2 separate regions of the Homo sapiens genome follow, and region 2 is linked to region 1. Evidence: chromatin contacts called from ENCODE Hi-C or POLR2A ChIA-PET data. All regions are on one chromosome and are shown on one strand. The core of a region is the stretch at or near the end of the contact, and the rest is flanking DNA. Distances in the headings are between cores, read along the strand shown.

Region 1 (4,686 bases), core at 1,405-3,904:
ATTTTTCTTGCATTCCGACCTTCATATCTCTAAATGTGCGGCATTTGCATGCGCAGAATGTTTTCTGTTTTTTAGTTAAGTCTGTTAAGGATACGTTCTGTTATGTTTTAGAACTATTGCATTACGGTTGAGTTTCCTTTATCCAAAATGCTTGGGACCAGAAATGTTTTGGATTTCAGATTTTCTTTTTTAATATTTTCATTATTTTTATTAGAGACAGGGTCTCACTGTCACTTAGGCTGAAGGGCAGTGGCGCTATCATAGCTCACTGCAGCTCAAGTGATCCTCACACCTCAGCCTCCCAAGTATCTGGGACCACAGGTGCATACGCCACCATGCCTGGCTAATTTTTAATTTTTTTTTTTTTTTTTTTTTTTTTGAGATGGAGTCTTGCTCTGTCACCCAGGCTGCAGTGCAGTGGCGCAGTCTTGGCTCACCGCAAGCTCCGCCTCCCAGGTTCACGCCATTCTCCTGCCTCAGCCTCCTGAGTAGCTGGGACTACAGGCGCCTGCCACCACGCCCGGCTAAGTTTTTGTATTTTTGGTAGAGAAGGGGTTTCACCGTGTTAGCCAGGATGGTCTCGAACTCCTGACCTTGTGATCCGCCTGCCTCAGCCTCCCAAAGTACTGGGATTACAGGCGTGAGCCACCACACCCGGCCTGATTTTTAAATTTTTTGTAGAGCTGGGATCTCACTCTCTTGTCCAGGCTGGTCTCAGACTCTGGATTCAAGCAGTCCTCCTGCCTTAGCCTCTCTAATGCTGGATTATAGGTGTGAGTCACCGTGCCCAGCCTTGAAATATTTTCATTATACTTACAGGTTCAGCATCCCTAATCCAAAATTTGAAATGCCCCAATGAGCATTTCCTTTGAGCGTCATGTTGGTGCTCAGAATGTTGGGACTCAGAAAGTTTCAGCTTTTTGTGAGCATTTTGGGTTTTAGATTAACCTGTATGTGGGAATCTGTGAGAGCACTAGAGTTAGTGATTGCTCTAGCCCAGTCTGGAAGTGGAAGAGGAAAGGATTCCTGAAAGAAGTAGCATGTGATGAGACAGGTGAGGGAGAGCATTCCTTTAGCCAGAAGTGTGGCGATGTAACTAGCTTGTGTACATGGGACCATGGAAAGTTCAAGGTTTGCTGGAGTAAATTGTGGAATTGGGAATGTTAAGAGATGAGGCTGGATAAATAGTGGAGAGCCATATCATGGAGGGCATCGCACACCTTAGGAAGAATCATATAAGGGTCTTAAGCACAGAGTGACTTTGTCAGATGTGTTTTTCTTCTTTTTTTTTTTTGGCTTCCCACACTACAGATGCAGACTTTGTCAAATTTCTGTGTTAGATGATTCACTCTTGCAGCTGTGAGAAAGATGGACCTGAAAGGATAGGATGGGAGACCAGGTTTGGGGACCACTGAAGAAGTCCAGATAAAAATGATGAGAGCAGGCCAGGCGCGGGGGCTCACGCCTGTAATCCCAGCACTTTGGGAGGCCCAGGCAGGTGGATCACCTGAGGTCAGGAGTTTGAGACCAGCCTGACCAACATGGGGAAACCCCATCTCTACTTAAAATATGAAAATTAGCCGGGCGTGGTGGTGCACACCTGTAATCCCAGCTACACAGGAGGCTGAGGCAGGAGAATCGCTGGAACCCGGGAGGCGGAGGTTGCAGTGAGCCGAGATCCCACCAGTGCACTCCAGCCTGGCAACAGGGTGAGACTCTGTCTCCAAAAAAATACATAAATCAATAAAAATGATGAGAGCACTGAAAGTAGAGGTAGGAAGAGGGGAACAGATTTGATAAGAAGTTAGCAGATAAAATCAGCAGAACTTTGTGGTCCTGGGATGCTCAAAGAAAAGTCAAAAATGATGTGCAGATTTTGGCATGGGTGACTAGGTGGGTGTTAGTGCCACCAACTGGAAGACCACATGAACAAGAACAGGTTTAGGATCGAAGATAAAGAAATCTAGTTTAGGATATATAAAGTTTGAAGTTCCTGAGAACATTCAGATGGAGATTTCCCCAGGTATTTATTTATACCTTATTTCTTCAGTTCCAAGATACATATTTAAGTACATATATACACATGTGTAGATTCCTGATTCCTTCTGCTCCCTTAGTGGTGCCTCTTTAATTGATGATCTGTTAGATTTGATTTAAAAAGTATGAGTGAGACATTCCAGGGAGAGAAATGAAACTAGAAAGGTAAGAGCAGTCAGGGATAGCTTAGAGGTTCCTAGGTGAGAAGCAATCTGAAGAAACATGGAGAACAGGTCTGGATTAAAGATGTAGATTTCGGAGCCTATCCACAAAAGGTCAAAAGCTCAAGAATGAGTGACATCACCCAGGGACAATGTGGAGTGAGAAGAGGAGAGGGAGGAATTTGGAAATGTGGGGAATACTAAGATGAAGTGTGGTCAGAACCTGTGGGAGGGTGCCGGGTCTTGGAACCAAGGCCTTCAGGAACACGTGTCCAGAATTGGGGTGATGCTGAGCAGTGTCAGTTGCCTAAGAGCATTTCAGTTAGATGAGGACTGAAAAGTATCCATTGGATTTGACAGTTAGGACGTCATTGGTGACCTTAGCAGGAGCTGTTACAGAAATAGTAGGGATGGAAGCCAGATGGCAGTGGGTGAGGCTTCATGGGAAGTGAGTGAGTGGAGACAGCAAGGACAATCTGTTTGTCAGTTGAAGAGAAGGAAGGACATCAGATGCCACCTAGAGGGAGCTGTAAGTCAGTGCAGGTGTTTTTGAATGACAGTGACTTGAGCGTGTTTTAATTAAGGAGCCCAGTAGCAGTTGAGTGTACAAGAGAAAAGTGTGGAATTGGCTGGACACAGTGGCTCACGCCCGTAATCCCAGCACTTTGGGAGGCCAAGGTGGGTGAATCACCAAGTCAGGAGTTCGAGACCAGCCTGGCCAACATGGTGAAACCCCGTCTCTACTAAAAATACAAAAATTAGCCAGGCGCGGTGGCGGGTGCCTGTAATCTCAGCTACTCGGGAGGCTGAGGCAGGAGAATTGCTTGAACCCGGGAGGTAGAGGTTGCAGTGAGCCAAGATCGTGCCACTGCACCCCAGCCTCGGCGACAGAGCAAGACTCCGTCTCGAAGAAAAGAAAAGTAGGTAATTGATGAGCAGAGGTGCAGAGGGTCTCCCTAGGGATAGAATAAAGAGCAAGCAGAGGAAAAATCCTCTGAACCTGACAGGAAAGAGGTCTGGAAAGATGTGGATATAGATGAGGTTAGTGGGAAGCTATAACAGGATTTTGAGTTTTTCAGCTTTTCTTGGGCTGCAGTTAGGGGAAAGAGTTGTGCATAGTGAATTTCATGGTATTAGGGTATGATGATTGCTGAAGAAACTGAGAGGGATTGGAAGGTGTGTTGGGAGCTCAGCTGGGTTTTGGGAAGACAACTCTGAGCATTTGTTTTTCCCAGAATCACCCAGCTACTCAGTGACAGGGATGCAGAAGGTGGATAGATTACACTGGTGATTAAGGAATAGAGCTCTGTTAGAAGACAGTTGTAGAGTGGTAAGGCATTGAATGCAAGGGAATCAAGAGTGCGGGACCCAGCCGGCCGCGGTGGCTCATACCTGTAATCCCAGCACTTTGGGAGGCCGAGGCGGGTGGATCACGAGTTCAGGAGATTGAGACCATCCTGGCTAACGCGGTGAAACCCCGTCTCTACTAAAAATACAAAAAATTAGCTGGATGTCGTGGCGGGCGCCTGTGGTCCCAGCTACTCAGGGGGGCTGATGCAGGAGAATGGCAGGAACCTGGGAGGCAGAGCTTGCAGTGAACCGAGATCGCGACACTGCACTCCAGCCTGGGTGACAGAGCAAGACTCTGTCTCAAAAAAAAAAAAAAAAAAAAAAAAAGAATGCTAGACCCCATTGAGATACTGGAAGAGGGGAGAGGAGAGAGAGCAGAAGAGGCCATTGGCCTGGGAAAGAATTGTAGGCATCAGGGAACTGGATATCAGAAGTTAGAGGCTGAGGAGTGGAGGAGTGTCTGAGAGGGTAAGGATGCAGTTGACTCTAGTGGTTAGAAGCACAGGCTCTGGAGTCAGATGGGGTTCACATCATATCTTTGTCATATTACTAGTTGGGATCTTGGGAATATTGCCCATGCTGGGCCTCAATTCCCTCATCTGTAAAATAGGGATACTGATAGGACCTAGGTCAGACGGCTTTTGTGAGAATTAAATGAAACGGGGTATTTAGTAAGCCATATTACTTGGTAAATTGCATGATAAAGCTGGGCATGGTGGCTTATGCCTGCAATCCCAGCACTTTTGGAAGCCGAGGTGGGAGGACTGCTTGAGCCCAGGAATTTGAGACCAGCTTAGGCAACATAGCAAGATCCTGTTTATATTTAAAAATAAATAAATAGGCCGGGTGCGGTGGCTCACGCCTGTAATCCCAGCACTTTGGGAGGCCGAGGTAGGTGGATCACGAGGTCAGGAGTTCAGGACCAGCCTGGCCAATATGGTGAAACCCCATCTCTACTAAAAATACAAAAATTAGCCAGGCGTGGTGGCACATGTCTGTAGTCCCAGCTACTCTGGAGACTGAAGCAGGAGAACCACTTGAGCCCCGGAGGTGGAGGTTGCGGTGAGCTGAGATTGCGCCACTGCACTCCAGCCTGGGTGACAAAGTGAGACTCCATCTCAAAAAAAAAAAAAAAAAA
Region 2 (4,386 bases), core at 1,583-4,082, 180 kb before region 1:
TTATCGCAAGAATGAAACAAGAGTTGAATATTAGGTAATCTTTTTTTTTTTTTGAGATGGAGTCTTGCCCTGTCGCCCAGGCTAGAGTGCAGTGGGGCGATCTCAACTCACTGCAACCTCCATCTCCCGGGTTCAAGTGATTCTCCTGCCTCAGTCCCCCGAGTAGCTGGGACTATAGGCATGTGCCACCACGCCTGGCTAATTTTTGTATTTTCAGTAGAGACAGGGTTTCACCATGTTGGCCAGGCTGGTCTCGAACTCCTGACCTCAAGTGATCCACCCACCTCGGCCTCCTAAAGTGTTGAGATTACAGGCATGAGCCACCACGTCCAGCCTAGATAATCTATTAAAATAGTTCATTAAATATGATCATATCAAGATGTAGTAAAAGCTTTGAAAGAATTTACGAGCCATTTCTGATGAAATCCTGAGGACTTAAAAAATAAAACCTGCACCTGGTAAACTGCGCGTTTTTCCACGATCAACACTGCATTGAACAGTGAAACCAAAAGCATTTCCATGAAAATCAGGCAACTGCTGACATTACCATCGTCCAACAAAGTTTTGACAGCGCTGTCAATACAGTAAAATTAAAAAAAAAAAAAACAAAATGACAAATATGAGAATAAGGAATGCCGGGTGCGGTGGCTCACGCCTGTAATCCCAGCACTTTGGGAGGCCGAGGTGGGCAGATCATGAGGTCAGGAGATCGAGATCATCCTGGCTAACACAGTGAAACCCCGTCTATACTAAAAATACAAAAAATTAGCCGGGCGTGGCGGTGGGCACCTGTAGTCCCAGCTACTGGGGAGGCTGAGGCAGGAGAATGGCGTGAACCCGGGAGGCGGAGCTTGCAGTGAGCCGAGATCGCACCACTGCACTCCAGCCTGAGAGACAGAGCGAGACTCCGTCTCAAAAAAAAAAAAAAAAAAAAAGAACAGCCAACAAAAATTTGGAGGGAAAAAGTAAAGAAAGACCTTGTCTATAAACTACTAAATAGTCTACAGAGAAGTTTAACTGAAACTCTATGGAGTGTAATTTGAAGTACTGGCAAGAACGGGGAGAAACTCCACACTCACGCGCTGTTGGCAGGGAGGTAAACTGGTGTACACACTTTGAACAATAGCCTCAAAAAGTTAACCATAAAATGACCATTTAGCCTAGCAATTCCTTTCCTAGACAGATTATCTATAAAAGAAATGGAAACGTCTGTCCACAAAAAACTTGTACACAAATGTTCATAGAATTATTAGTAATAGCAAGCAGGCAGAAATAATCCGAATGCCCATCAACTAACGAATAGATACACAAAATGTGATGTATCTAGACAACAGAGTATTATTCTGCCATAAAAAGGAACAGGCTGGGTGCGGTGGCTCACACCTGTAATCCTAGGACTTTGGGAGGCCGAGGTGGGTGGATCACAAGGTCAGGAGTTTAAGGCCAGCCTGGCCAAGATGGTGAAACCCCGTCTCTACTAAAAATACAAAAAAATTAGCCAGGCATGGTGGTGCACATCTGTAATCCCAGCTACCCAGGAGGCTGAGGCAGAGAATTGCTTGAACTCGGGAGGCAGAGGTTGTAGTGAGCCGAGATGGCACCATTGCACTCCAGCCTGGGCAAGAAAAACTTGTCACCCAGGATGGAGTACAATGGCGCAATCTTGACTCACTGCAACTTCTGCCTCCCGGGTTGAAGCAATTCTCCTGCCTCAGCCTCCCGAGTAGCTGGGATTACAGGCATGTGCCACCATGCCCGGCTGATTTTTGTATTTTTAGTAGAGACGGGTTTCACCATGTTGACCAGGCTGGTCTCAAACTCCTGACCTCAGGTGATCTGCCTGCCTCAGCCTCCCAAAGTGCTGGGATTACAGGCATGAGCCACCGTGCCTGGCTGATAATTATTCTTTAAAATATGACTAATACACAGTATGTTGACAAGCTTAATGGCAAACACTTCTTTTTAAATAACATGTTTATTGAGATATCATTCACGTACCATAATGAACTCACCCTTCCAGAGTGGATAATCCTATGGGTTTTGCATTTTGCAGTTATGCAAGCATCACCACTACCTCACTTTAGAACACTGTTGTCATCAGCAAAAGAAACCATGTGTACAATGACAGTCACTCCACACTCTACCACCCCTGAGAACCAGTCATTGAATTTGTTTCTATGGATTTGTCTATTCAGAGATACGCTTTTTTTTTTTGGAGATGGGGTCTTGCTCTGTAACCGAGGCTGGAGTCTCGGCTCACTGCAACCTCCGCCTCTTGGGTTCAAGCGATTCTCCTGCCTCAGCCTCCTGAGTAGCTGAGATTACAGGCCGCACCCGCCACCACGCCCAGCTAATTTGTGTATTTTTAGTAGAGATGGGGTTTCACCATGTTGGCCAGGCTGGTTTCGATCTCCTGTCCTTGTGATCTGCCCCGCCTCAGCCTCTCAAAGTGCTGGGATTACAGGCCTGAGCCACTGTGCCTGGCCAATAGATACTCTTATATAACATTTATGAGTATAATTAGTATACTTTCCACAGATGTCCGTTGACCCCACAATACAAATTCTAATGATCTGTTATTCAGAAATAAAAGCATAAACACGTTAAGATAAAGTACAAGGATGACTGCTCAAGTCCTGTTTAGAATAAACCTGAATGATCACCAAAAAAGCAAGGAGTAAATAAACCCAGCCGCACACACAGGCTCTCAGCAGAGGTACAAAAGAATATGAGGCAAGCCTGCAAGCTGAGGCAGTGCCATCAGGCAAAGCCCAGGGGAGTGGAGCTGTCTCCGTGACTGGAGAGAGTGGGCTGTGAAGTTTCCCAGCAAGGACTGCACTCAATCCCAGCAACACTTCCACCCTCTCCCACAACCATGCCCTGGAGGACAGAAAAGTGGCTGCAAAACACCACTTAAGCGCTCCAAGATAGCCTGGAGTGGAAGATAAAAGGTCCCAAGTGAGAAGGTTGGCAACATGTACCTAGCCTAGACTATGTCAGAGCAAATACCAAGTCTGGACAGGACTGTCCACATTAAGCATGAACAAAATAAAAAGGGATGATGACAAAGCAACAATACAATACACAACAATGCATAAAAGGGAAAGCAACAGGGAGGCAAAGCCGATTAAAGAACCCACTCTGGAAGAAAGTACAAGCCAAGAAAAGGAGTGACACTTCCCAAAAGCGATTGGCAAAATAAGTACGACTATATGAATCCAACAAATTAACAGTCAAAAGATGAGCTAAAACAAGAGACTAAGAAGAAAAGGGAGCTTGAACAGCTAAGAAAAAAACAGAACAAAATCAATACTATTATACATCTAATAATTTATAAAGATTGAGGAGTAGAAGAGAGAAAACTAAAAACTGTACTATTACGTTGGAAAACCTCGAAGCAAGCCAATGCATCCATCAGAAAAAAGGTTAAAGTAAAGACCTATGCGGAGATCAAAGTTATCTACAACGTATGTAAAAAACTGGAACTCAATAAGTGAAATAGAAAACAACATTAAGGAATAACACACAGAAAAACTTCGTTGAAAAGAACTGAATCGGCAGACTGAACAAGCATACCACATACCAGAAGAAAAAAGAATATGGACGGCCGGCCACGGTGGCTCACGCCTGTAATCCCAGCACTTTGGGAGGCTGAGGCAGGTGGATCACGAGGTCAGGAGATCGAGACCATCCTGGCTAACATGGTGAAACCCCGTCTCTACTAAAAATACAAAACAAAATTAGCCAGGCGTGGTGGTGGGCGCCTGTAGTCCCAGCTACTCGGGAGGCTGAGGTGGGAGAATCACCTGAGCCCGGGAGGTCAAGGCTACAGTGAGCCCTGATGGTGCCACTGCACTCCCGCCTGGGCAACCAGAGTGAGGCCTCAGGAGAAAAAAAAAAAAAAAAAAAAAAAGCAAAGCTTCCTACAAGGGAAGAAATCAAACCAGGCTGGCCTTAAGACTTCTCCAGATCAACATTCAATGCCAGAAGACAAAATTCTGAGGGTAAAGCCACATAACCTAACAATAGACAGCCAGGCAAGTGGTCATTCTAGCATAAAGACCAACAGGCTGATAATGGGGAAGACGGCACTAAAGAGCCAGTCCAGAAAAAAGTTATTGAGTGAAATCCAACCAACACAGAGATAAAGAGGTAGGAAAAAAGAACAGCTGGAGAAAATGTAAGAGTCCTAAAATCAGTATAACAGAATTTAAAAAACTAATTACTTAAACCTCTTAGTATTGTTATCATTTTTTATCTCGGTTTTTGTTGTTGTTGTTTTGGTCTTTTTTGAGACAGGGTCTTACTCTCCTGCCCAGCCTGGAGTGCAGTGGCGTGATCTCAGCTCACTGCAACCTTCACCTCTCAGGGCTCAGGCCACTCTCT

What was found. Hi-C counts contacts between places; a loop is a spot of excess contacts on that map. ChIA-PET counts read pairs that join two places held with the same protein, here RNA polymerase II (POLR2A). Pooled maps may share reads with other maps.
Region 2: a pooled map of heart left ventricle shows a loop between it and region 1 (2.4-fold over the local background). The contact joins two enhancer-like sites. A Hi-C loop is called at or near these places in 7 of 50 pooled maps. POLR2A ChIA-PET finds 5 or more read pairs at or near these places in 2 of 52 experiments (MCF 10A and T-cell).

The regions. Positions count from the first base shown.
Region 1 is chr17:1,667,544-1,672,229 of GRCh38, reverse strand. All of the region lies in intron 24 of PRPF8 (pre-mRNA processing factor 8), which reads left to right. Among named protein-coding and RNA genes, the nearest start is that of PRPF8, 15 kb to the left of the region's middle. Within about 2 kb of position 2,654, at least 15 of the 41 ENCODE cell types and tissues checked have a DNase peak (open chromatin) inside an H3K27ac peak, as active enhancers do.
Region 2 is chr17:1,845,839-1,850,224 of GRCh38, reverse strand. All of the region lies in intron 4 of RPA1 (replication protein A1), which reads right to left. Among named protein-coding and RNA genes, the nearest start is that of RPA1, 18 kb to the right of the region's middle. Within about 2 kb of position 2,832, at least 3 of the 41 ENCODE cell types and tissues checked have a DNase peak (open chromatin) inside an H3K27ac peak, as active enhancers do.